Regions from separate parts of the Homo sapiens genome. Here region 2 is linked to region 1. Evidence: chromatin loops called from intact Hi-C (ENCODE). Cell type or tissue: HepG2. All regions are shown on one strand. Links, peaks and the distances in the headings refer to the core of each region. The heading gives the core; the rest is flanking DNA.

Region 1 (16,482 bases), core at 4,136-12,135:
GTCATTCTGTCACCCAGGCTGAAGTGCAGTGGCATGATCTTGGCTCACTGCAACCTCTGTCTCCTGGGTTCAAGTGGTTCTCATGCCTCAGCCTTCCAAGTAGCTGAGACTACAGGCACACACCACCACGCTCAGCTAATTTTTTGGTATAGTAGAGACAGGGTTTTGCCATGTTGGCCAGGCTGGTCTTGAACTCCTGGCCTTAAGTAATCCACCCACCTCGTCCTCCCAAAGTGTGGGGATTACAGGCATGAGCCTGGCCTATATTTTTGAAAGCCTCTAGGACTGGGCGTGGTGGCTCACGCCTATAATACCAGCACTTTGGGAGGCCAAGGCGTGCGGATCACTTGAGGTCAGGAGATCAAAACCAGCCTGGCCAACATGGCAAAACCACGTCTCTTCTAAAAATAAAAAAAAATTAGCCGGGCATGGTGGTATGTACCTGTATTCCCAGCTACTCACTGCATTCCAGCCTGGGTAACAGAGCCAAGACTCTGTCTCCAAAAAAAAAGAAAGAAAGAAAGAAAGAAAGAAAGCCTCTAACAGTGTCTGGAAGTTATAGGTAGTCAACAAACGACACATTACTATTATGAAAATAAAGAATATTTTTGGCTTATGAAAGAAGAACATTGAATACATACATTTTAAAATCAAAACTCTTCTTTGAGATGTAACTAAAGCTTTGCACCCATGAATGTGGAGGTTTATAGGTTAATTTTATGTAACACTAACCACTATGTGATCAGTTTCTCATTAGTGTTTGATAACACAGGGAAAGTCTTTCGAATTCACAGTTCACTCTGCCTTAGCCTCCAAGTTCCTCTGTGACTCAGTGGCCCTCATTTGTTCCACCCAAAGTGTGGCTGTCCCAGACTGTCACAACAACAAATCTATCTGCTTCCTTCTGGAAGCTGCTTCTGCTTGGTCATGGGAGTGGCTACGGTTACGGCTACTTTGACTTGTTGGGTTGCCAATCCTACTTCTTTGTTATCTCTGTAAAGCTGTCCTGGACCGTCCTCATCTTGGGAATGGTAAAAGGCTGGAGCTACACAGTCTGGTCAGTAAGGAGTTCTGGTTTACTCATCCTAAGCATTTAGGGGTGTCTACATGCCTGCTCCAGAAGCCTCCATTCTGCCCACTGCTGCTCTTGACGTTGTCTGTCTAAGCCACTCTTGAACTTGGATTTGAAAGGAATGTAGTTTTAATCTTTGCACTTAATTTCTGCCAGACTTTGGGTGAAAATACCGGATGTTGTGGTTCTCACTTTCCTTAATATTAAAATGAAAGCAAGACTATTAGCTTTACAGTATGGTTGCAAAGACTGTATGGTGCAGCCATGTGAAAACTCTGTATACCCACTGACACAGATTCGACTTGGAAGAGTTTATCCTTCACAAATACTCAAATAACAGCACAGAAATAGGAAAAGAATGGGTATTGCTTATAACAGGATAAAACTGGAAATAAGGCTGGGCTCAGTGGCTCACGCCTCACTCCCTTGGGAGGCCGAGGCAAGCAGATCACCTGAGGTCAGGAGTTCGAGACCAGTCTGGCCAACATGGTGAAACCCTGTCTCTACTAAAAATACAAAAATTAGCCAGGCATGGTGGCACGGACCTCTAATGCCAGCTACTTGAGAGGCTGAAGCAGGAGAATTGCTTGAACTGGAACCCAGGAGGTGGAGGTTGCAGTGAGCAGAGATCATGCCACTGCACTCCAACTTGGGCGACAGAGCAAGATGCTCTCTCTAAAAAAAAAAAAAAAAAAAAAAAAAAAAGAAGTAATCATTAATAGAAACTGCAGCTCTTAGAAAGAATGAGGAAGGCAGATTTTATGTACTGGTAGAACAATCTTGCAATCATTTAAGCAAAGTAAACACAAGGCAAATTTGCATGTATAGTATGATATAATCTAGGTAAAACAAGTCAGTATGCTCACATGTATATAAGCGCAAATATTTGCATTCTAAAAATATCTGGAAGGAAAGATTTTGAACGGTTGAAAACCGTTACTTCTGCGGAGTGGAATTAGGGAATGATTAAGTAGGATGGGGTGCTTTTGATTTCTACTTTATACACTTCCATAATTTTTTGCTTTTATTTTTTAGTATCAAAAAAGATTGGAAGAAAACGTTAAGTGACATAACACTTGACTCTTTATGAAATTGAAATATGTTAGCATTTTTTTCTTTTTCACTGTTTTTTTCCACCTCCACCCCCACGTTGTTCCTATCCATATGTCTGTGTAGATGAATGGGCTCCTGAGAGTTAACAGCCTGGAGGGCTGCACAAAGTCAAGCTTCCTTTGTTGTGAATACAGCCTAGAGCAGCTGGGAGATATTATTGCGGACACCATACCAGCAATGAGGTCATTTTGTGTCTTCCAACATCCTTTGAGAAGAGCGCGTAGCTATTGTGCCCAGTGAATGCTAGAGTGGAAATCCAATCATACCTACCAGGGCTGAGGGTGTTGTCCTATAGTCTGACAGTGAATGTCTGTTCCTTAAGATAAGGCAACTGGCTTTATGCCTTTAAAAGCTACCTTTTCAAACACTGAGGTGCCTATATCCTTATTAGTTCTTTAGAGATGTTTGGGGCAGATTTCCTCAAGCCATAATCTAATGATTATAATAAAACTATTGTGCTCCAGGAGCTCTTTCTATTTCCCTCTCTCTCTAAATTAAATTACATTTTTTATTTTATCTTTTATTTTATTTTTTCGAGACAGCATCTTGCCCTGTCATCCAGGTTGGAGTGCAGTGGTGCGATCATGGCTCACTGCAGTCTCTACCTCCTGGGATCAAGCGTTCCTCCCATTTCAGCCCCCTGAGTAGCTGGGATTACAGAAGGGTGCTACCATGCCTGGCTAATTTTTTTTTTTTTTTTTTTTTTGAGATGGAGCCTTAAAAGGATCTTGAGACAGGATCTTGCTCTGTCACCCAGGCTGGAGTGCAAGTGGAGTGATCTCAGCTCACTGCAACCTCTGCCTCCTGGTTCAAGTGATTCTCCTGCCCCAGTCTTCTGAGTAGCTGGGATTATAGGTGTGCACGACCACACCTGGCTAATTTTTGTATTTTTAGTAGAGACGGGGTTTCACCATGTTGGCCAGGCTGGTCTCGAACTCTTGACCTGAAGTGATCTGCCGGCCTTGACCTCCCAAAGTGGTGGGATTACAGGCGTGAGTCACCATGCCTGGCCTTTAAAAATTTTTTTTTGTAGAGACAGGGTCTCACTGTGTTGCCCAGGCTGGTCTTGAACTCCTGGGCTCAAGCAATCCTTCTGCCTTGGCCTCCCAAAGTGCTGGGATTACAGGTGTGAGCCACCATGCCCAGGCTTATTTTATTTTACTTTAGAGAAGGGGCCTTCTATGTTGTCTAGGTTGGTCTTGAACTCCTGGGATCAAGTGATCCTCCTGCCTCAGCCTGCCAAGTAGCTGGGACTACAGGTGTGCACCACCATGCCTGGCTTTGTATTTTAATTTTTATGAAGATAATCTTGTGTATAGTTAAAAAGGTCAAATAGCTTATGCTGAAAAAAAGGGCTTGCTTGTTCCACCTTTCCCATTTCATGAAAACAAAACTATACCTAAGAGGCAATACCACACTTAACACTTTTATTTATTTTCCTACATTTTAAAAGTAATACACTTTTACTTCTATTTTTTGATTTTCTGTTTTAGATGTCATCTATTTATTTCCTAGTATAGAATATAAAATTTATTATGTTTTATGCCTGTCTACCTTCCCCAACATACTCCTCCCATTTCTCCCCTTTGCCAATATATTTAGTCACAATTTTTTGGGTAAGTCAACATCTAGAGTTTACCTTATTGTTTTATGTGTAATTATTTTCAGAGATGAGTCACGCAGTGGTTGGACAACAATTCTTCATGGGTCATTTATATTTCTGCACATTTTAAGGGCACAGGTAGTGACAGGTTTTGTTCCAGACTGCGATTTCCAGGATATAAATATAGTGAATAGCCTTGGACTATAGAGACAGCATCTCCCTCCAGAGCAGATGACAGGTGTGTTTGCTATCCAGTATGGTAAAGATAATGTCTTCCACGGGGCCAAAAGTCATGTAGGTTTGCTTTCAACCCATTATAAAAGACTGAGGTTCCCCAAGCTCAGGGTTTTTTAGCTGTGATACAAACCCACTGCATATGCAGCATCTGCCTTGGATACTCTTTGTCACCACCATGGGAACTGGAGGGCAAGGGGAACCAGAGTGACCATAAAGCTCATATTGCTTACTGTTTTGTGAGTAATAAAATCCTTTGCCTCTGACCTGGGAGTCTCAGGTCTTTCCCCAGCATCCATGAAACTATGGCAGGCTAACTTGTTGGCTTGCAAATAAGATGAAGTCTCAGACCATTCCCAGTTCTTTATCGTAGTAAACTCTGGCTTCATTTCCTTTCTTGTACTTTCCTTGTACTTATACTTCTCAGGCTTAATATTTTGTGTGTGTGTGTGTGTGTGTGTGTGTGTGTGTGTGTGTGTGTGTTTTCTTTGCTAAGTTTGTACATCCTGATGAGATACAGTGGGAAAAGCATAGCATAGTTTCCGTAATATTCCTGTGAAGGATACCTGTCCTGTGTCTGCTCCCGAGAAACACTGTGATGGTCATTACATGGAATATGAAGCTTTTACTCTTTATTTTAATTCAATTTTATTTTTTTGAGATGGAGTCTCGCTCTGTCACCAGGTTGGAGTGCAGTGGCACGATCTCGGCTCACTGCAACCTCTGCCTCATCGGCTCAAGGGATTCTCATGCCTCAGCCTCCTGAGTAGCTGGGACTACAGGCACGCCCCACCACACCCAGCTAGTTTTTTTGTATTTTTAGTAGAGATGGGGTTTCACCGTGTTGGCCAGGATGGTCTCGATCACTTGAGCTCGTGATCCGCCCGCCTTAGCCTCCCAAAGTTCTGGGATTACAGGCATGAGCCACTGCACCAGGCCGCTTTTACTCTTTAAAAATGGTTAAGGACATCAAAGGCAGAATTATTGTTTTAAGCTGAATGAATATGATGAGACATAAGAACTACATGCAACATATATTCCTTGGAACAATCCTGAACCAGAAAGGAAAAAGAGAGAGTTTTGGACAGTTGGCAAAATTTGAATGGGAGAGTTTTCTTGTTTTGGGGAAATACACACTGGATTATTTAGGGATAATGGGACATCGTGTCTGAAGCTTTCTCTTAAAAAGTTCAGAGTATGACTAATGATAATGGATCACTTCCTCTCCCTACATATACACAGAGAGACGGGGTTGGTGTCCATGCATATTCAGAAAAATGTTAATGTTTGGACAATCTGAATGAAAGGGATACAAGAATTCTTTGTTCTGATCTGAAAGTTTTTATGTAAGTTATTTTAAAATAAATTATTTTTTATAAAGAGTGGCAGTAAATCCTGATTAGAAGTTCCATATTCAGGCAGGGCGCGGTGGCTCACTCCTGTAATCCCAGCACTTTGGGAGGCCGAGGTGGGCGGATCACGAGGTCAGGAGATCGAGACCATCCTGGCTAACATGGTGAAACCCTGTCTCTACTAAAAATACAAAAAATTAGCTGGGCTTGGTGGCGGGCACCTGTAGTCTCAGCTACTGGGGAGGCTGAGGCAGGAGAATGGCGTGAACCCGGGAGGCGGAGCTTGCAGTGAGCTGAGATTGCGCCACTGCACACCAGCCTGGGAGACAGAGTGAGACTCCATCAAAAAAAAAAAAAAAAAAAAAAAAAAAAGAAGTCCCATGTTCCTGTGAAGCTTATCAAGTGTGTCAGGTTTTACTGTAGAGAGCTCAGGCAGGAGCTGGCTGTCTTGGGGGATTCTTGGCTGTCGGTATTCATAGGGCTAGACAGTTTCCCTAAAGGACATTTTCATTATCTCCTATGATGGAGTATAAGTCTAACAGTCATTGTTCTGAGGGCCTACTACCAGAAGGGAACTAGAAATCTCACTCTTCTGAAAATAGACTGATTGAACATCTATGTTATCCAATGAACGTCTATGTTATTAATAAGAAACCTACCATCTTTTGTGACATGTAGTCACCTGCCTGCATGGACGGTGGGAGGAGACTGAAGAGTCTGTTACCTCCTTTTTCAGACTTTTAACAAATTCTTCTGTTTTCAGCCCTACTTGCAAACTTAACACCTTCAGAGGCCCCTGGTTCCTCTATTGATAGAAGTTTTCTGAGTTCATGAATCAACTTTCTTCTAGTTGTTTTTTTCTTTTTCAGGTACTCAGCAGAGCAGAGATATATGAGTCCAAAGCCATTTACCAAAGGTTATAAGCTTTTCATTTTGTGTACAATAATCATCTTTTTTTGGTGTACAGTAATCATCTTCTATAATCACCTTTTCTGTTCTCCTCATTTTTGTGGAATTATGCCCTTTCACATCATTTTTGTTATTTTAGTGGGGTTTCAGGAAGGAGTAAGAGAAATGTGTGTGTGTGTTTCCTATCACTTGCAATTAACAGGAAGATCTTTCATTACCTGAGCTTGTTTTTTATCGAAGATTAACTCCCTATGGGTCAGGAAGTAGACATACTGTGTAATCATTTGGCACAGACTCCAGGCTAACACTAAAATATTATTATATTGGGAAATGAGAATAAAGAGAACATTTTTTAATATAAAAAGGAAATGATTATTTCTTGGATGATAATTTTTTTTCAAACTGAACCTTTGATTTGTATTTTTTTATTCTTGGATTACTTTTTCTTCATAGTCCATCCATTGTTCAATTAAAATGGGCAAAGGAAAGAGGTCCAGCCCTTAGAATATTTTTATATTAAATAAATACTTATAAAGTAATAAAATTTTCATTTTGTTTCCATACTATGAATAGAAATAGCCTCCTTTATAATATCCCCAGAGTATGAATAATAGAGAAATTATTGATGTATTTAGAAAGACTTCTTTAAACATACTCTACATTTTTATCTCTGAGAAAAAGATAATTAAGCTTATGATTCCCAAATTGTGCACTGAGGCACCCCAAGAAGTTGCAGTGACCTCACAGGGGCCACACGACATATTGAAAATTCTCAAGAAAAACACAGAAACATTTGTTGGCTGCTGCATGAACTACTGGCTCAAAATACCTTATAATTTAAACCTTAGATTGTGCTGTAATGCTTTTCTAAAAGACATATCTTTGGAAGCTGGGTTTTCAGAAGTTGCTGTGATAAAAAATAGATACTATATGACAATTAACATGGAACGGGAAATAAGGGTGGTGGTGGTGAATTTGGTTCTAAAGGTTGGGTGTCTAGTGCCCAATAGGTGCATGTACCTCACTGGTAACTGTGATGGTGTTAAAATGTATCCAAAATTCTTTAACAATCTTCCCTTTAATGGATGAATCCTAATTCCTTTCCCTTTGAATATGGGCTGGACTTAGTAACTAGCTTTTGAAAACTAGAATGTGGCAGAAGGGCAAGTGTGAGACTCAGAAGTCTAGATCATACAAGGCGTTTCATCTTCCTCTTTGCTTTTTCCTGTTGATCACTCAGTTTTGGGGAAGCCAGCTGCTTCACGGCTTGAGCATGTGAAGATGCTCAAGCAGCCCTGTGGGTGTGCCATGTGGAGAGGAAATGAGCTCTTTTGCAAAAAGCCAGCAGGGAGCTGATGCCACTGGCCAATAGCCATGGGAATGAACCATCTTAGAAGTGGGTCCTCCAGCCTCAGGTAACCTTTCTGGTGACTGCATCCCCGGCCACCATCATGAAGGCAACCTCATTAGGGATCCTGAGCGACAGCCATCCAGATAAGCTCCTCTGGCATCCCTGACCCACAGAAACTATGAGATAATAACGACTTGTTGTTTAAGCCACTAAATGTTGGGGGTAATTTGTTATGAAGCAATGGGTAACTAATATAGTCAGTGTGAGATAATGAAATAGGCCAGGAACAGTGGCTCATGCCTGTAATCCCATCACTTTAGGAGGCCAAGATGGGAGGACGGCTTGAGCCCAGGAGTTTGAGACCAACTTGGGCAACATAATGAGACATTGTCTCTACAATTAAAAAAAAAAAAAATTAGCAGGGAGTGGTGGTGTGCACCTGTAGTCCCAGCTACTTGGGAGGCTGAAGTGGGAGGGTCACTTGAGCCCAGTAGGTCGAGGCTGCAGTGAGCTTGGGTCACTGGAGCCTAGGTCCAGCCTGGGTGACACAGTGAGACCCTGTCTCAAAAAAAAAAATTTTTTTTCCCATTTGTTTATGTGTGTAATTTTTTCAAACAGCGAGTAAGTTGTTAGAATGTAAATACTTCTTAAGTTGCATAAACCTAACTATGTAATAAACAGAACTTTTTTTTTTTTGGAGCATGCGAAAAAAGTTACTGAGACACTAACTGTGCCATACACTGACAAAATTTGGGTACCTCATCAGTAATTAAGTTAAAGATAGTTGCTAAATGTTTTTTCTCTTAATTTTTTAGGAATATACAATAATTCTCATCTATTTTTTGAATGTAGAAACTTATTACGTTTTGACATTGAAACTTTTTTTTTCTTAGTATGTCAGTGGGGAGAAGAATACATTTCAAATTAACCACCATCGAGGAAAGTTATAATTTTCTAGTATTCAATAAACATGAACGAAATCATTGGCTTATAGAGATGAAATATGTGAGGAGTAATATAACATTTAAGAATAAAGTAACTCGCACATACAGTGAAGAATGGAAATACCAGCTTATGGATACAGTAATATGTGAAGGCAGTAGGTGCCATTTCAAAGCAGCAGTTGGTTTACTAAAAATAAAAAGAGGCCAAGCGCCCTCTAGTGGTAGCTGTTGATATAATTTAATAGCAGAAAAAAACTAACACAAAGTGCCTTCCTTTACCTTGAGACAGTGTTTAAAAGGTACTTGTTCTTTACTTTATCAATACTATTAAACCCTTCGCTATGGCTTTGTTTTTGAAGTTTTTTTGAATGAAAGAACGCCACCAATGACTTTTAATGCCAAATTCAGCAGCATTGGGTAGTTTTTTTTTTCATATAGGAGAAACAAAACCTTTCCATATTACATTAAAAAAAGCTCAATGAAGCATAACATTTTCTCAAAGCAGATTGCATCAGCGCCATGCAAGCAACTTAAAAACATAAGGTGGCCCTTATTTAGTGAATTACATTGACTGTAATGCAGCATCTTCCAACTTTCTTGTCCATCTCATAAACAAATATTTAAAACACAAACAGTGCAAAACACTGCACTGTGAGGAGGGGTTGAAGAGAGGCAAGGAGGCTTTCAGAAAAGTGAACCAGTGTGGTGTGGTTCAGAGAATAATGATGGGGGTTGGGGATTAGGATGCTGTGGGAACCTTCACAAAGCCTCTTACTTGATCCCAAGGGAACAGGTAAGGCCTCCAGGAGGAAGAAGCATATCAAGGTTGGGCTGTAGAGCTGAACTGGTAAAGTTGCTTTGCTGTCTTAATTTATCCTAGCTTCCTAAAATGAACGCTCTAATAAACTGTCGCTTGGACTAAAAATAAATTGCTGTAACAAAAGGATAACGACCATGCTTTGCAAATTTGCTAATTACTATTTGTTCTTGTAGTAAGGATTCTCTTTTTGTCTCAGAGGACTGTGACATTATTGCCTCTCAAAACAATGAATCATTTTTCACTAAGAAGATTTCTCCAAGTGTTCACTTCACCTTGTCTTTGAAATTGCCAGCCATCTATTCTCCAAGGCTGATTAGTAATGAATAGAGGAGGACCTTTTTAACTGACAATGCAGTTAATAGAGACCCTAATGTTTGAAAATGCAAAATGATCTCAACTTATCTTTAACGTGAGTTAAAAACAATTGGTTTACACTTTTACAGATAAGTGTAGTATGTAGAAACATATAAACTTGGTAGAATTTTAGGATCATAAACCTATCCGCATGTCATTTCAAATATGAATTTAGCTCACAAATGTCTGTACTCCACAGTAGACTGGAGTTGGGTTTTCCTAGTTCCAGAAGTATATTCACTTACAGAGAAGTCAATAGGTATCTACTTACAGGAAGCCAGAAGAGTGGGAATAAAAATTTCTAATTAATACAATTTTTTTCACTCAATTGATCAGCAAGTAACCCTAAAAGACAATGTATTAGCTTTACTTAGATAATAACTAATGTAATAGAAAAATGAATTTTCCAACATGTAAGAAGTAATTTAGGAATTACATCTGTTCCTAGTTATTTCTTATAATCATGAGTCACAAGCCATCATTCTTGAAGGTAGTTTGCAAATGTAACAGATGAGGAATAGCTATGCCCAGAACAGCTTGGACACTTAGCTTATATCAAAAGAAAATCTATATCCTATGAATTCTTTTGGTTGTAAATGAGGAAATTCAACTCAGTCTTATTTAAACAAAAAGCAGACTTATTGGGCCGTGTAACTGGAGTGGGGCAGGACTGGTACCAGGCACAACAGAATTATGCCTTCTCTTCCCATCCCTTGGCTTCCTCTGTGTCGACTACCCGGACTGGTATGGTTAAAGTGCAACCCTATATCTACCCAGAGGAAAAGAAGTCATTCTATGAAAAGGATACTTGCACACACACATTTATAACAGCACAATTTGCAATTGCAAAAATGTGGAACTAACCCAAATGCCCACCAATCAATGAGTGGGTAAAGAAACTGTGGAATATATATACCATGGAATACTACTCGGCCGCAAGAAGGAATGAATTAATGGCATTCACAGCAACCTGGATGGAATTGGAGACTATTATTCTAAGTGAAGTAACTCAGGAATGGAAAACCAAACATCACATATTCTCACTCATAAGTGGGAGTTAAGCTGTGAGGATGTGAAGGTATAAGAATGACACAATGGACTTCGGGGACTCGGGGGAAAGAGTGGGAAGGGAGTGAGGGATAAAAGACTACAAATTGGGTTTAGTGTATACTGCTTGGGTGATGAGTGCATTAAAATCTCACAAATCACCACTAAAGAACTTACTCATGTAACCAAATACCACCTGCTACCCAAAAACCTATGGAATAAAAAAATTAAAAAAAAAAATCTCTTGCCAATCCAGGAGACCTCCCCACAAACACAGAAAAAAAAAATGTGCAACCCTACACCCTGGGAGATACCTACATCTTGATCTCTACAGATCAGCCACATAGACATCATCTGTGAGCTTGTTAAAAATGCAGACTCTCAGGTATACCTACATCTACTGAATCATAATCTCAAAATTAAAAGATCCCTGGGTGACTTAGAGTCTGAGAGTGTCCATAGAAGACCACTGTGGCTAGGGAAAGGGATTTTATAATTGGCTGGGCCAGGGCCTCACTGGCATTAAAATAGTGATAGGAGTGAGAGAGGGTGATGGGAAACCCTATCAGAATCACATGATTGAGGCAAGAATATCACCTGGAAGGAGTGTAATGATGGATGGTGAAAACGCATTAGTGCCGTAACTGGCAAATTCTGGTTTTGGTCAGAAGAAAGAAATGGTTTAAGATCAATGTCATTGGCTGGGTGTGGTGGCTCACGCCTGTAATCCCAGCACTTTGGGAGGCCAAGTCGGGTGGATCATCTGAGGTCAGGAGTTTGAGACCAGCCTGGTCAACATGGTGAAACCCTGTCTCTAGTAACAGTACAAAAATTAGCCAGGTGTGGTGGTGCATGCCTGTAATCTCAGCTACTCGGGAGGCAGAGGCAGGAGAATTGCTGGAACCCAGGAGGCAGAGGTTGCAGTGAGCCGAGATAGTGCCACTGTGCTCCAGCCGGGGCTACGAGAGCAAGACTCCACCTCAAAAAAAAAAAAGCAACGTAATTTCTGAGAAAACATTGAAAACAAATTGGAGATTTTCAAGATGGTTTCTTTCTTTCTTTTTTTTTAAATTATACTTTAAGTTCTAGGGTACATGTGCACAACATGCAGGTTTGTTACATAGGTATACATGTGCCATGCTGGTTTGCTACACCCATTAACTCATCATTTACATTAGCTATTTCTCATAATGCTATCCCTCCCCCAGTCCCCCACCCACGACAGGCCCCAGTGGGTAATATTCACCACCCTGTGTCCAAGCATTCTCATTGTTCAAGTCCCATCTATGAGTGAGAACATGTGGTGTTTGGTTTTCTGTCCTTGTGATAGTTTGCTCAGAATGATGGTTTCCGGCTTCATCCATGTCCCTGAAAAGGACGTGAACTCATCCTTTTTTATGGCTGCATAGTATTCCATGGTGTATATGTGCCACATTTTCTTAATCCAGTCTATCATTGATGGGCATTTGGGTTGGTTTCAAGTCTTCGCTATTGTGAATAGTGCCACAATAAACATATGTGTGCATGTGTCTTTATAGCAGCATGATTTATAATCCTTTGGGTATACACCCAGTAATGGGATGGCTGGTCAAATGGTGTTTCTAGTTCTAGATCCCTGAGGAGTCACCATACTGTCTTCCACAGTGGTTGAACTAATTTACACTCCCACCAACAGTGTAAAAACTTTCCTACTTCTCGACATCCTCTCCAGCATCTGTTGTTTCCTGACTTTTTAATGATCGCCATTCTAACTGGCATGAGATGGTATCTCATTGTGGTTTTCATTTGCATTTCTCTGATGACCAGTGGTGATGAGCATTTTTTCATGTGTCTGTTGGCTGCATAAATGTCTTCTTTTGAGAAGTGTCTGTTCATATCCTTTGCCCACTTTTCGATGGGGTTGTTTGTTTTTTCCTTGTAAATTTGTTTAAATTCTTTGTAGATTCTGGATATTAGCCCTTTGTCAGATGGGTGGATTGCAAAAATTTTCTCCCATTCTGTAGGTTGCCTGTTCACTCTGATGACAGCTTCTTTTGCCATGCAGAAGCTCTTTACTTTAATTAGATCCCATTTGTCTGTTTTGGCTTTTGTTGCCATTGCTTTTGGCATCTTAGTCATGAAGTCTTTGCCCATGCCTATGTCCTGAATGGTATTGCCTAAGTTTTCTTCTAGGGTTTTTAATGGCTTGAGGTCTAACATTTACGTTTTTAATCCATCTTGAATTAATTTTTGTATAAAGTGTAAGGAAGGGATCCAGTTTCAGCTTTCTACATATGGCTAGCCAGTTTTCCCATTACCATTTATTAAATAGGGAATACTTTCCCCATTTCTTGTTTTTGTCAGGTTTGTCAAAGATCAGATGGTTTTAGATGTGTGGTGTTATTTCTGAGGCCTCTGTTCTGTTCCATTGGTCTGTATTTCTGTTTTGGTACCAGTGCCATGCTGTTTTGGTTACTGTAGCCTTGTAGTATAGTTTGAACTCAGGTAGCGTGATGCCTCCAGCTTTGTTCTTTTTGCTTAGGATTGTCTTGGCAATGTGGGCTCTTTTTTGGTTCCATATGAACTTTAAAGTAGTTTTTTCCAATTCTGTGAAGACAGTCATTGGTAGCTTGAGGGGGATGGCATTGAATCTATAAATTACCTTGGGCAGTATGGCCATTTTCATGATATTGATTCTTCCTATCCATAAGCATGGAATGTTCTTCCTTTTGTTTGTGTCTTCTTTTATTTCATTGAGCAGTGGTTTGTAGTTCTCCTTGAAGAGTCCTTTACACCCCTTGAAAGTTGGATTCCTAGGTATTTTATTCTCTTTGAAGCAATTGTGAATGGGAGTTGACTCATTATTTGGCTGTTTGTCTGTTATTGGTATATAGGAATGCTTGTGATTTTTGCACGCTGATTTTGTGTCCTGAGACGTTGCTGAAGTTCCTCATCAGCTTAAGGAGATTTTGGGCTGAGACTATGGGATTTTGTAAATATACAATCATGTCATCTGCAAACAGGGACAATTTAACTTCCTCTTTTCCTAATTGAATACCCTTTATTTCTTTCTCTTGCCTGATTGCCCTGGCCAGAACTTCTAACACTATGTTGAGTAGGAGTGGCGAGAGAGGGCATCCTTATCTTATGCCAGTTTTCAAAGGGAATGTTTCCAGTTTTTGCCCATTCAGTATAATATTGGATGTGGGTTTGTCATAGATAGCTCTTATTATTTTGAGATATGTTCCATCAATACCTAGTTTTTATTTATTTATTTATTTATTTATTTATTTATTTATTTTTTCTTTCCCTCCCCCTCCCCCCTCCCCACCACAGTCCCCAGAGTGTGATATTCCCCTTCCTGTGTCCATGTGATCTCATTGTTCAATTCCCACCTATGAGTGAGAATATGCGGTGTTTGGTTTTTTGTTCTTGCGATAGTTTACTGAGAATGATGGTTTCCAATTTCATCCATGTCCCTACAAAGGACATGAACTCATCATTTTTTATGGCTGCATAGTATTCCATGGTGTATATGTGCCATATTTTCTTAATCCAGTCTATCATTGTTGGACATTTGGGTTGGTTCCAAGTCTTTGCTATTGTGAATAATGCCGCAATAAACATACGTGTGCATGTGTCTTTATAGCAGCATGATTTATAGTCATTTAGGTATATACCCAGTAATGGGATGGCTGGGTCAAATGGTATTTCTAGTTCTAGATCCCTGAGGAATCGCCACACTGACTTCCACAATGGTTGAACTAGTTTACAGTCCCACCAACAGTGTAAAAGTGTTCCTATTTCTCCACATCCTCTCCAGCACCTGTTGTTTCCTGACTTTTTAATGATTGCCATTCTAACTGGTGTGAGATGATATCTCATAGTGGTTTTGATTTGCATTTCTCTGATGGCCAGTGATGACGAGCATTTTTTCATGTGTTTTTTGGATGCATAAATGTCTTCTTTTGAGAATTGTCTGTTCATGTCCTTCGCCCACTTTTTGATGGGGTTGTTTGTTTTTTTCTTGTAAATTTGTTTGAGTTCATTGTAGATTCTGGATATTAGCCCTTTGTCAGATGAGTAGGTTGTGAAAATTTTCTCCCATTTTGTAGGTTGCCTGTTCACTCTGATGGTAGTTTCTTTTGCTGTGCAGAAGCTCTTTAGTTTAATTAGATCCCATTTGTCAATTTTGGCTTTTGTTGCCATTGCTTTTGGTGTTTTGGACATGAAGTCCTTGCCCACGCCTATGTCCTGAATGGTAATGCCTAGGTTTTCTTCTAGGGTTTTTATGGTTTTAGGTCTAACGTTTAAATCTTTAATCCACCTTGAATTGATTTTTGTATAAGGTGTAAGGAAGGGATCCAGTTTCAGCTTTCTACATATGGCTAGGCAGTTTTCCCAGCACCATTTATTAAATAGGGAATCCTTTCCCCATTGCTTGTTTTTCTCAGGTTTGTCAAGGATCAGATAGTTGTAGGTATGCGGCGTTATTTCTGAGGGCTCTGTTCTGTTCCATTGATCTATATCTCTGTTTTGGTACCAGTACCATGCTGTTTTGGTTACTGTAGCCTTGTAGTATAGTTTGAAGTCAGGTAGTGTGATGCCTCCAGCTTTGTTCTTTTGGCTTAGGATTGACTTGGCGATGCAGGCTCTTTTTTGGTTCCATATGAACTTTAAAGTAGTTTTTTCCAATTCTGTGAAGACAGTCATTGGTAGCTTGAGGGGGATGGCATTGAATCTGTAAATTACCTTGGGCAGTATGGCCATTTTCACGATATTGATTCTTCCTACCCATGAGCATGGAATGTTCTTCCATTTGTTTGTATCCTCTTTTATTTCCTTGAGCAGTGGTTTGTAGTTCTCCTTGAAGAGGTCCTTCACATCCCTTGTAAGTTGGATTCCTAGGTATTTTATTCTCTTTGAAGCAATTGTGAATGGGAGTTCACTCATGATTTGGCTCTCTGTTTGTCTGTTGTTGGTGTATAGGAATGCTTGTGATTTTTGTACATTGATTTTGTATCCTGAGACTTTGCTGAAGTTGCTTATCAGCCTAAGGAGATTTTGGGCTGAGACGATGGGGTTTTCTAGATATACAATCATGTCGTCTGCAAACAGGGACAATTTGACTTCCTCTTTTCCTAATTGAATACCCTTTATTTCCTTCTCCTGCCTGATTGCCCTGGCCAGAACTTCCAACACTATGCTGAATAGGAGTGGTGAGAGAGGGCATCCCTGTCTTGTGCCAGTTTTCAAAGGGAATGCTTCCAGTTTTTGCCCATTCGGTATGATATTGGCTGTGGGTTTGTCATAGATAGCTCTTATTATTTTGAAATACGTCCCATCAATACCTAATTTATCGAGAGTTTTTAGCATGAAGGGTTGTTGAATTTTGTCAAAGGCTTTTTCTGCATCTATTGAGATAATCATGTGGTTTTTGTCTTTGGCTCTGTTTATATGCTGGATTACATTTATTGATTTGCATATATTGAACCAGCCTTGCATCCCAGGGATGAAGCCCACTTGATCATGGTGGATAAGCTTTTTGATGTGCTGCTGGATTTGGTTTGCTAGTATTTTATTGAGGATTTTTGCATCAATGTTCATCAAGGATATTGGTCTAAAATTCTCTTTTTTGGTTGTGTCTCTGCCTGGCTTTGGTATCAGAATGATGGTGGCCTCATAAAATGAGTTAGGGAGGATT
Region 2 (16,482 bases), core at 5,261-13,260, 75 kb before region 1:
CAGGTTGGTAATTTCCTGATATGGGAGTAAATATAGAAACTTTATAGAATTCTCAGTTTCTGTCTACAGCTGTTCAAGTTTCAGTGAAACACTCACTATATCATGCCTAATTATCCAGATATATCTGTGTCTATTTGCTACAGTTCACTCTCTCTGCTTGGCAGGATTCTTCTTTTGCACTCAACAAAATGTCTTTTCCTTTTCGGTGATAGAGAATTTTTACTTTTGATTTTTTTTTATGTCTTGCTTTTGAAAGAATGTTCCAGGGCTGAGTGCTTTATGAGGACTCTTTCCCACTATGTAAAAGCAGTTTACTTCAAGGTTCTTTGGGGAATTATTCAGTGTCAGTACCTTACGTCTATACCAGCCCCATTATTTATAATTATTACATAGCCTGATGGAAGAAATACATTTGCATGCCAACAGAAAATTGTTAACAGTGAGGATTTGGAGTTTGATTGGTTTAGGTTCTAATCCAAAACCCTGTTCTTCCAAACCTTGGACAAACTAACTTCTCTAATACTCAATCTTCTTCACTTTAAAGTGACGATTAAATGACAAACCGCAACAATTCCAAAAAGATCCTCCCCTTTCTTTTATGTGTTGGAAACACTTACAAGGAGACTGTTCTATATTTTACTTATGTATTAAGATCTTTTCTTGGCTGGGCGTGGTGGCTCACACCTGTAGTCCCAGCACTTTGGGAGGCCAAGGTGGGCGGATCACTTGAGGTCAGGAGCTCGAGACCAGCCTGGCCAACATGGAGAAACCCCGTCTCTACTGAAAGTACAAAAATTAGACAGGTGTGGTGGCACATGCCTGTAATCCCAACTACTCAGGAGGCTGAGGCAGGAGAATCGCTTGAACCTGGGGTGGGGCAGAGGTTGCAGTGAGCCAATATTGTGCCACTGCACTCCAGCCTGGGTGACAGAACGAGACTCTGTCTCAAAAACAACAACAACAACAACAACAACAAAACTTTTCTCTTTGGGGAAAGTAGTGTTGGGAAATAAAATTTTTGAGGCTGTTAGAAAACTTTAGCTTCCCTGAAATTTACAAATCTTTGTGTTCTTTGAGTACCAATTGCTTCTGACAAAATTTTTAAAATCTAAATTTACTCAGAGATTTTACTATCAGGTAATTTTCAGTCTGGCAATGATTTTCTCAAAACCTAGACTTCTTGAATATTTTGGTATTTAAAAAACTACATGAGAATATGAGGGTTTTTTTTTTTTTTTGATGGTTCCTTGCTCTGTCGCCCAGGATGGAGTGCAGTGGCACGATCTCAGCTCACTGCAACCGCTGCCTCCCGGATTCAAGCGATTTTCCTGCCTCAGCCTCCTGAGTAGCTGGAATTATAGGCACCCGCCACCAAGCCTGGCTAATTTTTGTATTTTTAGTAGAAACAGGGTTTCACCATGTTGACCAGGCTGGTCTCGAACTCCTAACCTCAGGTGATCCGCCCGCCTCGGCCTCCAAAGGTGCTGGGATTACAGCTGTGAGCCACCGTGCTGAGCCTGAGATACTTATTTAAAAGACGAGATGGGCCGGGCGAGGTGGCTGATGCCTGCAATCCCAGCACTTTGGGAGGCCGAGGTGAGCGGATCACCTGAGGTCGGAGTTTGAGACCCGACCAACATGGAGAAACCCCGCCTCTACTAAAAATACAAAATTAGCCAGGTGTGGTGGCTCATGCCTGTAATCCCAGCTACTCGGGGGGCTGAGGCAGGAGAGTGACTTGGACCCGAGAGGCGGAGGTTGTAGTAAGCTGAGATCATGCCATTGCACTCCAGCCTGGGCAACAAGAGCAAAACTCTTGAACTCAAAGAAAAAAAAGACAAAAAAAAAAAAAAAAAAAACAACACAGAGATGGTGATTTAAGAACTAACAGCAGGTCGAGCGTGGTGGCTTACGCCTGTAATCCCAGCATTTTGGGAGGCCAAGGCAGTAGGATCACTTGAGCTCAGGAGTTTGAGGTCAGCCTGGGCAACAAAGTGAAATGCCATCTCTACTAAAAATCAAAAAAAGTACCTGGACGTGGTGGCACGTGCCTGTATTCTCAGCTACTCAGGAGGCTGAGGCAGGAGGGTCGCTTGAGCCCAGGAGTTAGAGGCTGCAGTGAGCTATGATCATGCCACTGTACCCCAGCCTGGACAACAGAGCAAGACCCTATCTAAAAAAAGAAAAAAAAAAGAAAGAAGAAAAAGAAAAAGAAAGAAAGAAAAAGAAAAGAACTAATAGCAGATATATTTTTGTTGTGGTAATATATACATAACAAAATTTAGGTAGGGCAGCATAGTGAGACCCTATTTCTACAAACAAACACTAAAACAAAGAAACCCAGCCAGGTGTGATGGTACACTCCTTAGTCCCAGCTACTTGGGAGGCTGCGATAGGAGGATCACTTGAGCCCAGGAAGTTGAGGCTGCAGTGAGCTATGATTGAACCACTGTACTCTAGCCTGGGTGACAGAATGCAACTCTACCTCTAAAAAGAAACACACACACACACACACACACACATAAAATCTACCATATACCATTTTAACCATTTTAAAATCTACAGTTCAGTGGCAAGTGGCATTAAGTATATTTACATTGTTATGCAACCATCACCACCATCTATCCTCAGAACTTATTTTATCCTCTCAAACTGAAATTCCACACCCATTAAACAATAACTCCTCGTGCCTCCCTTCTCCCAGCCCCTGGCAACTGTTTGATTTTCTAATGGCAGATAATTTTAAAGACAAAGCAGCGTGGCGCGGCTGCACGCCTGTAATCCCAGCACTTTGGGAGGCGAGGCGGTCAGATCACGAGGTCAGGAGATCGAGACCATCCTAGCTAACACGATGAAACCCCGTCTCTACTAAAAATACAAAAAATTAGCCGGGCGTGGTGGTGGGCACCTGTAGTCCCAGCTACTCGGGAGGCTGAGGCAGGAGAATGGCGTGAACCCGGGAGGCGGAGCTTGCAGTGAGCCGAGATCGCGCCACTGCACTCCAGCCTGAGAGCAGAGCCAGCTCCGTCTCAAAAAAAAAAAAAAAAAAAAAAGACAAAGCAAACAGGATGATGCTTCCATAGCTGGTAGCAAGCTTTGTATTTCTGCCCCAGGTCTGTGTCATTTCTAAACTATCCCACTGAGATATTAATTCAGCTTCTTCAGAAGGATATTACAGAGGAATGCCCAGTTTGACCGGATCACCTGGGACCAGCCAGTGCTGGGCAGTCCCCAGTCCCTTGGTAGGTGCTGTCAGGGGCTGGGCCACCTGGCTGCAACCCCACCAACTTCTGCTGCTTTTGAGAAATCAGTCCTGGACAAGTGCAGGGGCTCACACCTGTAATCCCCATGGCCTGAGGCCAAGAGTTCATTACTGGCCTGGGCAACATAGCAAGACCCTGTTTCTACAGAAAATTTAAAAATTAGCCAGGCAGGCCAGCCATGGTGGCTCACATCTGTAATCTCCACACTTTGGCAGGCCAAGGTGGGAGGATCATTTGAGCCCAGGAGTTTGAGACCATCCTGGGCAACATGGTGAAACACAATCTCTACAAAAAATACAAAAATTAGCTGGGCATGGTGGCATACATCTGTAGTCTCAGCTACTTGGGAGGCTGAGGTGGGAGGATCACTTGAGCCCGGGAGGGCAAGGCTGCAGCGAACTGTGATGGAGCCACTACACTCCAGCCTGGGTGACAGAAAGAAACCCTGTCTAATACAAAACAAAACAAAAAAATTGGCATGGTGGTGTGCACCTGTAGCCCCAGCTACTGGGGCGGCTGAGGTGGGAGGATAGCTTGAGCCTAGGAGTTTGAGGCTGCAGTGAGCTATGATCATTGCCTGGGGGGGCATAGTGAGACCCTGTCTCAAAAAAAAAAAAAAAAAAGAAAGTAAAGAAAAAGAAAAAGAAAGAGTAAATCAGTCTCAGCCTTGGTATCTTGTCAGCCTCTGACTCTTTCAAGCCTTGAATTTCAGGCGGAGGACTCCAGCGGGTTTAATACCCATCTGCCAATGTCAGCTCAGTTTCCATTCCACCAGGAATTTACTATTCAGCAACCCAACCCTGTTTTCTTCAGCCCAAACACTGACCTAGTAAAAGCGTACCAGACCTTGGGTGCATATCTGTAAAATGAAGAGGGTGAATTAGGTAATCTCAAAGGTATTTTGCAGCCCTGAAGTTGTTACTCTCTGTTTAAGAAAAACAAATAGTGGTCCTCATGTAAGAGGCTAGATAAGCTTTTTCTGTAAAAATTCCCTCTCTTACTAGTATTTGTCATGTTGTGATATAAATACAAATGCTGAAAGCGTTATGTTTGGTTTGAAAGTTCAACTAATGGTCAGCAAAGGGTTAATTGTAAGTCAACATAGGATTGGGAGTTTGGAAACAAAAGAATTTAGAAGAAAAGGTAATCCGTTAGTCAGTACAAAGAATTTCATATCCTGAATATAATCCTGAAAAAATTGAAGACCTAGGGGCCTTTGACAGACTATTTTTTTTCTTTGCATAAAACAGTTTTGACTTTCACTCTAATGCAGCCTTAGTCCGGTTGAAGGCAAGTAGCTTGCTATTTGATAGGGCTATTTGCATTTCAAAGCTAATCAGTATTAAATAATCCGCTGGCAAAAGAAGAGTAAGAAGGTCACTGTGTGTATTTTATTATTGTGTAAACTTGGGAAAACAAGCTGAGAGTCTGAGAAAGCTCAAATTCTAACAGATAAGAAAGTGTTTTATGTAAAAGGTCTCTTAATGAGTGAGTTAGTCTTTATTTCTCTGACTTACTTCCGCAGAGTCAGGAGGATCACATGACAGCTAGGCTTTATAAGGAAATAAAAACAACCCGTGAAGAGAAAAACCATTTATTTTCAATACTTAAGGTAAAAGAACTTCTTAAATATTTAGTTTTTATTCTTCTGTAACTTTTGAGAACATTTAATAGTTTTAATTAATTAACATTTAATATTAAATTATACTATTTCATTGGCCAATTCATATCAAACTTGATTATAACTCTAATTCAGTGGTTCTTAACCCTGGCACGTTAGAATCACCAAGAGAAAAGAAAAATATTGATGTTCGTTCCTACCCCAGAGAGTTGATGTAATTAATTTGGGGTGTGGTCTGGTCATCAGTAATTTCTAATAATTCCCAGGGAATTCTCCTGGGTTGAAAGTTGAGAACCATCCGGGTGCAGTGGCTCATGCCTGTAATCCCAGCACTTTGGGAGGCCGAGACAGGTGGATCATAAGATCAGGAGTTCGAGGCCAGCCTGGCCAAGATGGTAAAACCCCGTCTCTACTAAAAATACAAAAATTAGCCGGATGTAGTGGTGGGCGCCTGTAATCCCAGCTACTCGGGAGGCTGAGGCAGGAGAATCGCTTGAACTTGGGAGGCAGAGGTTGCAGTGAGCCGAGATTGTGCCACTGCACTCCAGCCTGGGTGACAGAGAGCAAGACTCCATCTCAAAACAAACAAACAAACAAAAAACAAAAAAAAAAAGAAAGGAAGAAAGTTGAGAACCATTATCCATTATTATAATTTATATGCTGAGTATATCCTCCTCTGCAAATAAGACCTCAATGACTCTCCCATTGTTTACAGTATGGTCTTAAATTTTAATTGCATACATCTATTGGTTAAAAAAAAAAAGAAAGAAAATTAGAGGTGCGGCGGCTCCCACCGGTATGATGTCAGCACTTCAAGAGGCCAAGACAGGAAGATTGCTTGAGCCTAGGAGTTTGAGTCTAGCCTGGGCAACACAGTGAGACCCTGTCTCTACAAACATTTTAAAAATTAGCCAGGCATGGTAGCCTGTGCCTGTGGTCCCAGCTACTTGGGATGCTGACATGGTAGGACTGCCTGAGCCCAGGAAGTCTCAACTTCCTGGTTTAGTCCTACCACTAAAGCCTCAGCTTTAGTGAGTCACCGCACTCCAGCCTGGATAACAGAGTGAGGCCCTGCCTCAACAACAAAAAGAAGAAAAAATTAGAGCACATACCAAAGTATATGTGTGTATGTATATGTGTGTATATATATATACACACATTATTATACACACATATATATTCAAATTATTTAGATGTGTTATTTTTACCAATATGTTATCTATATTACAAAACAGAAAAAAGACATTAATAAAACTATGAATAATTAATAAATAATTTCTTCCTATACCCCTTACCATCCTTTTAGCCACTTCACTTTGGAAACAACTGTTTCATAGGATAAAGAATAAATTCCAGGCTAGGCACAGTGGCTCATGCCTGTAATCTCAGCACTTTGGGAGGCCGAGGCGGGTGGATCACCTGAGGTCAGGAGTTTGAGACCAGCCTGGCCAACATAGTGAAACCCCGTCTCTACTAAAATACAAAAATTAGCTAAATGTGGTGGCGCATGCCTGTAATCCCAGCTACACGGGAGGCTGAGGCATGAGAATCACTTGGGCCTGGGATGTGGAGGTTGCAGTGAGCCAAGATCACGCCACTGCACTCCAGCCCAGGAAACAGAGTGAGACTCTGTCTCAAAAAATAAAATAAAATAAAACAAATAAATAAATAAATAAATTCCATATCATGGAGTTCAAGGTTTTTCTCTAGGCAAAATTTCATCTCTCTTTTATTGTTGTTTGTTTGTTTTTGAGATGGTGTCTCACTCTGTTGCCAGGCTGGAGTGCACTGGTGCAATCTTGGCTCACTGCAACCTCCACCTTCCGGATTCAAGTGATTCTCCTGCCTCAGCCTCCTGAGTAGCTGGGACTACGGTCGTGTGCCACCATGCTCAGCTTATTTTGTATTTTTAGTAGAGACAAGGTTTCACCATGTTGGCCAGAATGATCTTGATCACTTGACCTCGTAATCCGCCTGCCTCGGCCTCCCAAAATGCTGGGATTACAGGTGTGAGCCACCACGCCCGGCCTCTTTTATTGCTATATATCCTACTGTTTTAGATTATCGTTACTTTTTTTGTTGCTGATTTTTTTTTTTTTTCAGACGGAGTCTCGCTCTGTTGCACAGGCTGGAAGGCAGTGGCGCGATCTCAGCTCACTGCAACCTCCGCCTCCCAGGTTCAACGCGACTCTCCTGCCTCAGCCTCCTGAGTAGCTGGGATTACAGTGTGCGCCACCACGCCTGGCTAATTTTTGTATTTTTAGTAGAGACGAAGTTTCACCATGTTGGTCAGGCTGGTCTTGAGCTCCTGACCTCGTGATCCACCCACTTTGGCCTCCCAAAGTGCTGGGATTAAAGGCATAAGCCACCACGCCCGGCCTGTTGCTGATGTTATAAAATCATCACTATATATTTTACTATTTTATGTCCAGTTTCTCAGGGAGTCTGAGATGAGAACTTGCAGGTAGAAAGTTTATCGAGGAGTGAAGGACATAGGATTGGAGCACTTGCAACAAAGCCCTTAGCCAAATCTCATTCTGAAGAGGGGCTCTGGGATGCTCCCCGTGCATCCTTGCATTCCACTGCGTTCCTTGCATTCGAGGGCTTAGCACAGACTGTTCCTCACTCTGGAATATTTTACCCTCAAATTTCACAGGCTGGGCTTCTGGTCTGGAAAAGCTCTCTCAAAGGATGGATAGAATTTAGATAGACGGTAAACTCCCTGATTAGCAGTGAGCTGATCTGTTATACTTTTCTATCTCTCACACTGCTTAATACATACTAGGCCCTCAGTTCTAAAAATATATATGTTTATATTATTATATATTAATTACATATATATGTGTAATTTCAATTAACATGCTGAGTGAGGCCAGGCACGGTGGCTCATGCCTGTAATCCCAGCACTTTGGGAGGCTGAGGTGGGCGGATCACCTGAGGTCAGGAGTTTGAGACCAGCCTTGCCAACATGGTGAAATCCCCGTCTCTACTAAAAATACAAAAATTAGCTGGGTATGGTGGTGGGCGCCTATAATCCCAGCTACTTGGGAGGCTGAGGCACGAGAATCGCTTGAGCCCCGGAGGTGGAGTTTGCAATGAGCCAAGATTTTGCCACTGCACTCCAGCCTGGGTGACAGAGCAAGACTCTGTCTCAAAAAAAAAAAAACAAAACAAAAACAAAAAAAGCATGCTGAGTGTATAAATTGAATAGCTAGAGAAGACTGGACAAAGATTTCAGGCTGGTAGCAGAGCTGGAGGGAAACAGAGGTGACCGAACTCAAGACATGCCGGGGGGTCAGAGAGAAAGTGCATTTGGTGGGAAAGGAGTGCTCTTTTGCAGGAACAAAATGGCCAAGAGGATCAGCAACAGAAGGTAGGGTTGGAGATTTTTGTAGACCTTAAATAATATATTTTATGTTGTTCATTGTATGAAATGAAGAACACATAAAATCTTGCTAAGGAAACACACGTCTGAGCATTGTTATTTCCAGTCCCAGGACTTACATGGTTAAGTCTGAATTCCTCAACCAGACTTCCATTCTTAAATGTTTCAAGTCTCTTTTCATCCCTTAATCTTCTTGTTTTCCCATTCCTCTGACATCCCCACGTGGTCACTACACACCCTAGCAAATCCCCCAGTTGGAATTAATCTTCCCATATTCTCAAGGCAGTCTGTTTCACCCATGGCTATAGACCTTGTTAGCTTGCCAGTTGACTGAGTTCTTTGAGTAGATGTCATCGCAGGCACCAGATTGCATGCATACAGAGAGCGTGGGCAGTGTCTTACTCATCTTTGTCCACGCTCCTTCCAGCACTCAGTAGAGAGTGGTATTCAGGGAAGGTCATTTGAAATAGTGATTTCTTATTATAAACCAGTGAAAAGGCTGAATGTTGTTTCCTCTTTTAAACTGACATTGATACACATTACAAGTAGGCCAACATAAAAAAACTGCTTAATGGATAGTAAAAGGCACAGTTATATAAATTCCTCTGCTTGAAGAATTATTTCTACCTGAATCACAAGGTGTTTTCCATCCAACTAACAAAAGTAGTTGCGTTAAGTCTTCGAAATGTTTGACGGGGTGAAAAAAATTATGAGAAAGGTCAGTTACTATTAGGAAAAAAAGTTTTTCTACTGAGAGGAGAACCTGTCATGACTAGATTTTATGACCTTCCTGGCTGGGTTCTGTTAAAGAAACACAAATTTTCTCTTGTCATAGTTTGATTTTTTTTTTTTTTTTTTTTTGAGACAGAGTCTCGCTTTGTCACCCAGGCTGGAATGCAGTGGCGTGTTCTCAGCTCACTGCAAGCTCCATCTCCTGGGTTCACGCCATTCTCCTGCCTCAGTCTCCTGAGTAGCTGGGACTACAGGCACCCGCCACCACGCCCGGCTAATTTTTTGTACTTTTAGTAGAGACGGGGTTTCACTGTGTTAGCCAGGATGGTCTTGATCTTCTGACCTCGTGATCCACCCGCCTCCACGTCCCAAAGTGCTGGGACTACAGGCGTGAGCCACCGCGCCCGGCCAGTTTGATTTTTTTTTTTTAAGTGAAGGAACGGTCAGGGTAATTATACTTGACATTTTGTGGATTACAAAGATCATGTTGTCAGCTGTGTTGGGTGCAGGGCTGGACTTTATTCCTTTAGCTGATAAGCATTATCAACATTTACAAGACAGAAACCTTATATGAAAGTCATTATTTGTATTTCCTGGTTCATAGTTGGTTTCGAATCTCTGCCTGTACCGTGCTTATGTTTGATTACTAAGTGTGCTTTCATATCAGGGACAGAGAGAGTCTCCGGACATGGAGGAAGCCACTAGACAAGGCCAATAAAAACATAAACCTGGGCTATTTTTAATGAATAACCAGTAGGTATGAATGAGTAACAAATGAGCAGTAATCTGGCTGGGCGCGGTGGCTCATGTTTGTAATTCCAGCACTTTGGGAGGCTGAGGCTAGCAGATCACTCGAGTCAGGAGTTCAAGACCAGCCTGGCCAACATGGTGAAACCCTCTCTAGTAAAAATACAAAAAAAATTAGCTGGACATGGTGGCGTGTGCCTGCAGTCACAGCTACTTGGGAGGCTGAGGCAGGATAATTGATTGAACCTGGAAGGCGGAGGTTGCAGTGAACCGAGATCATGCCACTGCACTCTAGCCTGGGTGACAGAGCGAGACTCCATCTCAAAACAAAGAAACACACAAACAAACAAACAAACAAATAAACATACAGTAATCTACTTGAAAATGGAAAAATGTTTCTTAATCCCCCCTGGAGGGCTATAGATAGGTGACTATGTCATACATACCATTGTATGTCCCTCAGTCAATATACCCCGGAAGGGAATGCCCCCGCTAGAGCTCAACTCCAGAGACTATACTGAGAATGGTGCCCTTACAAGTTGGAGAACATGGCAGCCCTAGAAGGCATTCAATAATACTTTCTTTTTTTTATTTTTGAGATAGGATCTTGCTCTGTCACCTAGGCTGGAGTACAGTGACACGATCATGGCTTACTGTAGCCTTGACATTCCGGGCCCAAGTGATCCTCCTACCTCAGCATAAGTTTTTTTTTTTTTTTTTTTTTTTTTTCAATTTGTAGAGACAGAGTCTCCCTGTGTTGCCCAGGCTGGTCTCAAACTCCTACGCTTGAGCAATCTTCCCCCTTGGCCTCCCAAAGTGCTGGGATTACAAGCATGAGTCACCACGCCAGCCAATAATGATTTCTTGATTGAAGGAATGAATGAATTAAAAGGTTCATCTTTGGACACAAAGGCAGACAAAAGTTTGACAAAAGGCATTTTTGAAACTAGGACCTTTATTATAATATTAGTCTAAACAGTGGGACCCATGAATAAGCATGGCAATGCTATATTCACCATAGCAGACATCCTTGAAAATGTGCCTCCCCAGATAGATCAGCTAAGAAAGAATAATTCTACATACAATCACTTGCAGATATGTTTCCTGATAGAAATACCAGGGACAAAGCTAACATCAATGTCAAGTCCAGAAAATGATTTTTGAATGTTGGTAGTTTCCCTCTTCACATTCTGCTCTCTTCACTCTCCTATCCCTGAAGCACAGATGCTGTCCTTTAGTTTGAGTAAGTAAGAAGTGCCAGTGAGTCATATTAGCTATTTTTAATGCACAGACATGTGAGGGATCTGTTTGATGGAGGACTTGCTTGCCAGCAATCGAGTTCGAGAAAGTCCAGGGCTTCAAGCCAGATTCTGGAGTGAGGCAGAAATGGGGACTAGACAGAAAAGATTGTAGGCTTTTCAGGCTAGAACGGAGAAAGTGCAGATGCAAAACTAGGGTTTAATTTGAGGAATCATTTAGAGTAGGTGTTGATTTAGGAAGATCTAAAAGACGTAGAATTAATGGAAAGGTTAATGATGGGCCTCTTGAAGTGAGCGAATGATGACAGATTATGGGATACACTTAGCTCCTAATTATTATGTATTTTAATACCTAGGTGCTAAAAAGTGGTAGCTAAAAATAAATAGTCATATATTTTTAAATAGTAGATTTCTTCCCTTCCCTAAATTTCTAACCTTGTTTCATGAACACAAACCTAATTTTAAAGGTAAAGGAAACTCATGCCAAGCAGCAAACAAAGAGACTGTATTAATTCTTCAGTTCACAAGTAGGGAAGTATTGATTGAGATTAGAGAATTATTTGTTTGCTTATTTATGGTATTAATTTATATATTTGGTTTCTTGCCTTACAGATAATTTAGGCAGAAATGACAGCTACCTGCCTTAAGACAACAAACCTACAATCTATAACATTCTCCCACCCAGCAATCTCACATATCTGGAACCCAGATGGGAAACTAGAATAACCCTCCAAATCTTTACCCATATAAATAGGTGTTATAAGATTCATGCGTTAAGTCAGTCAGTACTTTTCAACCACAATAAACCACTCAAGCCCTCACTCATTATTTGTTTACTTTAATTTTAGACATAATGATAATAAGCTTGGTTATCAGGGTTTATTTAGCCCACAGGAGACCACAGGAGCATGTGGCTGCACATTTCCTTTGGAATGAACAATTATAAAAGGGTTTTCACATCCATCATTAGCTGCTCAAGGCAGACACAGCAATAGCATCAAGAAGTGTCAGTTGAGTGCCTGACAGCCCCAAGAAAACAGAATAATTCTAAACAGTAGGCAGATAAACCACAAAAATAGACTAGTCTGTAGCCACGGTTAGGAAGAAAGAGAAAGACATATGTCACCATTCTCAGATGGCATCTCTTTCCAGACTCAGAACCCCACGTGCATAGAGAGGTTGTCCAGTCCAGGCCCCTGGTTAGCATACAATTCACATCAACAGTTCTCTTTTTGGGTGGTCAGACAGTTCTGCTGATGTGTTGGCAAGGAATCTGTGATGATTAATTTTATGTGTGATAAATTTTCTTTTTTCTTTTTTTTTTTTACCAGCACTCCTGATTTGGAATGGATTTTTTTTTTTTTTTTTGAGACAGGCTCTCACTCAATCATCCAGGCTGGAGTGCAGTAGCACAATCACAGCACCCTGTAGCCTCAATCTCCCAGGCTCAAGCAATCCTTCCATCTCAGCCTCCTTAATAGCAGGGACTACAGGTGTGCGCCACCATGCCCTGCTAATTTTTTATCTCTTTGTAGAAACGGAGTTTCTCCATGTTGTCCAAGCTGGTCTTGAACTCCTGGGCTCAAGCAATCTACCCGCCTCAGCCTCCCAAAATGCTGGGATTACAGGCGTGAGCTACTGCACTGGGCTAATTTTATTTTCTTTAACTTGGCTGGGTCGTAGTACCCAGATATATGATCAAACATTATTCTGGATGTTTCTGAGAGCGTGTTTTTGGATGAAATTGACATTCAAGTTGGTGGACTTTGAATAAGACAGGTTACCATTACTTTTTTCATTTTTAAGACAGGATGATATGGTTTGGCTTTGTGTCCCCACTCAAATCTCATCTCTAACTGTAATCCCCACATGTTGAGGGTGGGACCTGGTGGGAGGTGATTGGATCATGGGGGTGGTTTCCCCCATGCTGTTCTTGTGATAGTGAGTTCTCATGAGATCTGATCGTTTAAAAGTGTAGCATTTCTCATCCTCTGTCTCTCCTGCCACCTCATGAGGAAGGTGCTTGCTTCTCCTTCACCTTCTACCATGATTGAAAGTTTCCTGAGATCTCCGCAGCCATGCAGAACTGTAAGTCAATTAAACCTATTTTCTTTATAAAGTATGCAGTCCCAGGTAGTTCTTTCCCCACCCCCCACCTCCACCCTCTGAGACAGATTCTTGCTTTGTCGCCCAAGCTGGAGTGCAGTGGCAGATCTCGTCTCACTGCAACCCCCACCTCCTGAGTTCAAGCAATTCTCTTCCCTCAGCCTCCTGAGTACATGGGATTACAGGAGCGTGCCACTACAACTGGCTAATTCTGTGTTTGTATTTTATTTTATTTAATTTACTTATATATTTTTTGAGATGGAGTCTCGCTCTGTCGCCCAGACTGGAGGGCAGTGGCACAATCTCAGCTCACTGCAGCCTCGACCTCCTGGGATCAAACGATCCTCCCACCTCAGCCTTGTGAATAGCTGGGACCACAAGGCATGCGCCTCCATGCCCAGCTAATTTTTGTATTTTTTGTAGAATTGGGATTTTGCCACGTTGCCCAGGCTGGTCTCAAACTCCTGAGCTCAAGGGATCCACGTGCCTTGGCCTCCCAAAGTGCTGGAATTACAGGTGTGAGCCATCACGCCTGGCCCAGATTACTCTTCCTAATGTGGGTAAGTCTCATCCAATCAGTTGATGGCTTGAATAGAATGAAAGACTGAGCTACCTGCCGCGAAAGGGAATCTGTAGCAGATGACCTTCGGACTTGGACTGCAGCATCAACTCTTTCCTGGGTCTTCAGCCAGCTGGTCTACCCTGCAGATTTTGGACTTGCCAACCCCCATAATTGTGTAAGACAATTTCTTTATAAACAAGTTTCCTTGTGTGTATATACATCCTATTGATTCTGTTTCTCTGGAGAAACCTGCCTAATACAAAATCCCTTTCCAAATTAGGGCATGATACATTGCATAGCCCCGGATGTGACAGTAAATAAAAATTCATAATGAAAAATGTTCTTTGTAGCATTATTTATAACAACAAATTGAAATTAGCCTATATGCACATCAATAATGAATTGAATAAATGAATTATAAAACTACTTTCACGCCATAGAAAGCAATCGAGATACAACTGTATAAAATGGTGGTGGTGATGTAAAAGTATGACCAAGGTAGATTGTTAGAGAAAAAATGCAATTTGCCTTGAAGTACACATAATTGGATCCCACTTATGTAGAAATTTATATAGTTGGAAAATAGTATAATAAAAATAGGTAACACTTACTGAGGGCTTCCTATATGCATTCACTTCATTCATTCAATTCGACAAATATTTATTGCATGCTGTGCTGGGTGACAGGCTCTCAGCAGTAAATTAGACCAGTGGTTTTCAACCTGGGTGATTTTGCCCCCCAGAGGACATTTGGCCATGTCTATAAATAGTTTTTGTTGCAGGTAGAAGTGGGTAGAAGCCAGAGATGCTGCTACACAACCCACAGTGTGCAGGACACCAGCCCCTCTTTCCACTACCGGAAATTATTCAGCCTAAAATATCAGTAGTACAGAGGTTGAAAACCCCTAAATCAAACAAAATCCCTGCCTTTATGGAGTTGGCGGTAATTAATTTAATTCTCATGTTGCCTCTATTGGGTAGGTACTATTATGATCCTCATTTTATAGATGTGGAACACATAGCAACAAAAAGGTCAAGTAAAGGCACAGGCCAGGGGCCGGGTGTGGTGGCTCACACCTGTAATCCCAGCACTTTGGGAGGTGGAGGCTGGTGAATCACTTGAGGTCAGGAGTTCGAGACCACCCCGGCCAACATGGCGAAACCCTGTCTCTACTAAAAATACAAAAATTATCCTGGCATGGTGGCACGTGCCTGTAATCCCAGCTACTTGAACCCCGGAGGCTGAGGTTGCTGTGAGCCGAGATTGTGCCACTGCACTCCAGCCTGGGTGACAGAGTGAGACTCCATCTCAAAAAAAAAAAAACCAAAAAACAAAAAACCAGGCACAGTGACTCACGCCTGTAATCCCAGCACTTTGGGAGGCCAAGGCGGGTGGATTACCTGAAAGGCCAGGAGTTTGAGACCAGCCTGACCAACATGCGGAACCCCGTCTCAACTAAAAAAAATTAGCCAGGCATGGTGGTGGGCGCCTGTAATCCCGGCTACTCAGGAGGCTGAAGCAGGAGAATTGCTTGAACCCAGGAGGCGGAGGCTGCAGTGAGCCGAGATGGCACCACTGCACTCCAGCCTGGGCAAGGGCGAAACTCTGTCTCAAAAAAAAAAAGACACGGGCTAAACGACTCACAGGTACCTCTGTAAATTGGGGTTAGGGTGAACTTTCACTTTTACATAATATATTTTGATATATTTAAAATTTTAATAAACTTATTTTACTTTTATAATAATTAGCTTTGTAATTAAAATGTGAGTTAAAAATATTTTAAAATGATTTATCACTTCCAGTTACTTGTTTAAAACAATCCTACCTTTCCAGGCCCTCCATGATCTAGTCCCATTTGCTTCTCCAACTCTCATTGCTCCTCGCCTCGTGCACTCTCCATTCCAGCTACCCTAGGTTAATGTCTTTTTTGAGTTTGGGACTTTTGTTCGCTCATTATTCCATTACCTGCGAAACCAAGTAAGATCTTGCACATAAATTATGAATCAAAATGAATTATAAAGAGGAGTTTCTTTCATATTGAATCAAAATCCGCTTTTCTTTTTTTTTTTGAGACGGAGTTTCGTTCTTGTTGCCCAGGCTGGAGTGCAATGGCGCGATCTCCGGCTCACCGCAACCTCCGCCTCCTGGGTTCAAGCGATTCTCCTGCCTCAGCCTCCCGAGTAGCTGGGATTACAGGCATGTGCCACCATACCCGACTAATTTTGTGTTTTTAGTAGAGACGGGGTTTCTCCATGTTGGTCAGGGTGGTCTCGAACTCCCAACCTCAGGTGATCCGCCAGCCTCGGCCTCCCAAAGTGTTGGGATTACAGGCGTGAGCGACTGCGTCCGGCCCAAAATCTGCTTTTCTGTAATGATTTTTACCAATTAGTCTTAGTATTCTATTAGATATTTACAGTTTTCTTTATTCCTCTCTCTCCCCACCCCTTCTCTCTTTCTTTTTTCTTTTTTTTGAGACAGAGTCTCGCTCTGTTGTCCAGGCTGGAGTGCAATGGCGCGATCTCGGCTCACTGCAGCCTCCGCCTCCCAGGTTCAAGCGATTCTCCTGCCTCAGCCTCCTGAATAGCTGGGACCACCGGCTTGCACCACCACGCCTGGCTAATTTTTGTAGTTTTAGTAGAGACCAGGTTGATATTTACAGGTTTCTATTCAAGGCATCGTCACAAGACAATACTACCAACATTTAAATATTTATATATAAGTTTTCTCTAAGTTAAGCTTCTCTAACGCTTTCAGACATTTTGCTGGCTGAACCTTGTTTCAATAGCGCTTACCATCCTAGCTTCTTT

Evidence for each region. Peaks named below come from ENCODE experiments on the same cell type or tissue, not always from the same donor. Only the 100,000 strongest peaks of a DNase experiment are listed, where the experiment ranks them.
Region 2: a loop joins it to region 1, with 4 times the contacts of the local background. A loop is called at or near these places in 3 of 110 quality-filtered maps.

The regions. Positions count from the first base shown.
Region 1 is chr21:17,379,531-17,396,012 of GRCh38, reverse strand. No RefSeq gene overlaps it. Among named protein-coding and RNA genes, the nearest start is that of LINC01549, 51 kb to the left of the region's middle. In HepG2, for the core only: a CTCF peak has its summit at 8,780 (motif pointing left); a DNase peak (open chromatin) is centred at 8,772.
Region 2 is chr21:17,455,779-17,472,260 of GRCh38, reverse strand. No RefSeq gene overlaps it. Among named protein-coding and RNA genes, the nearest start is that of TRG-GCC1-5, 9.2 kb to the right of the region's middle. In HepG2, for the core only: no CTCF peak of the experiment used is centred there; DNase peaks (open chromatin) are centred at 5,900, 8,630, 9,600 and 10,460.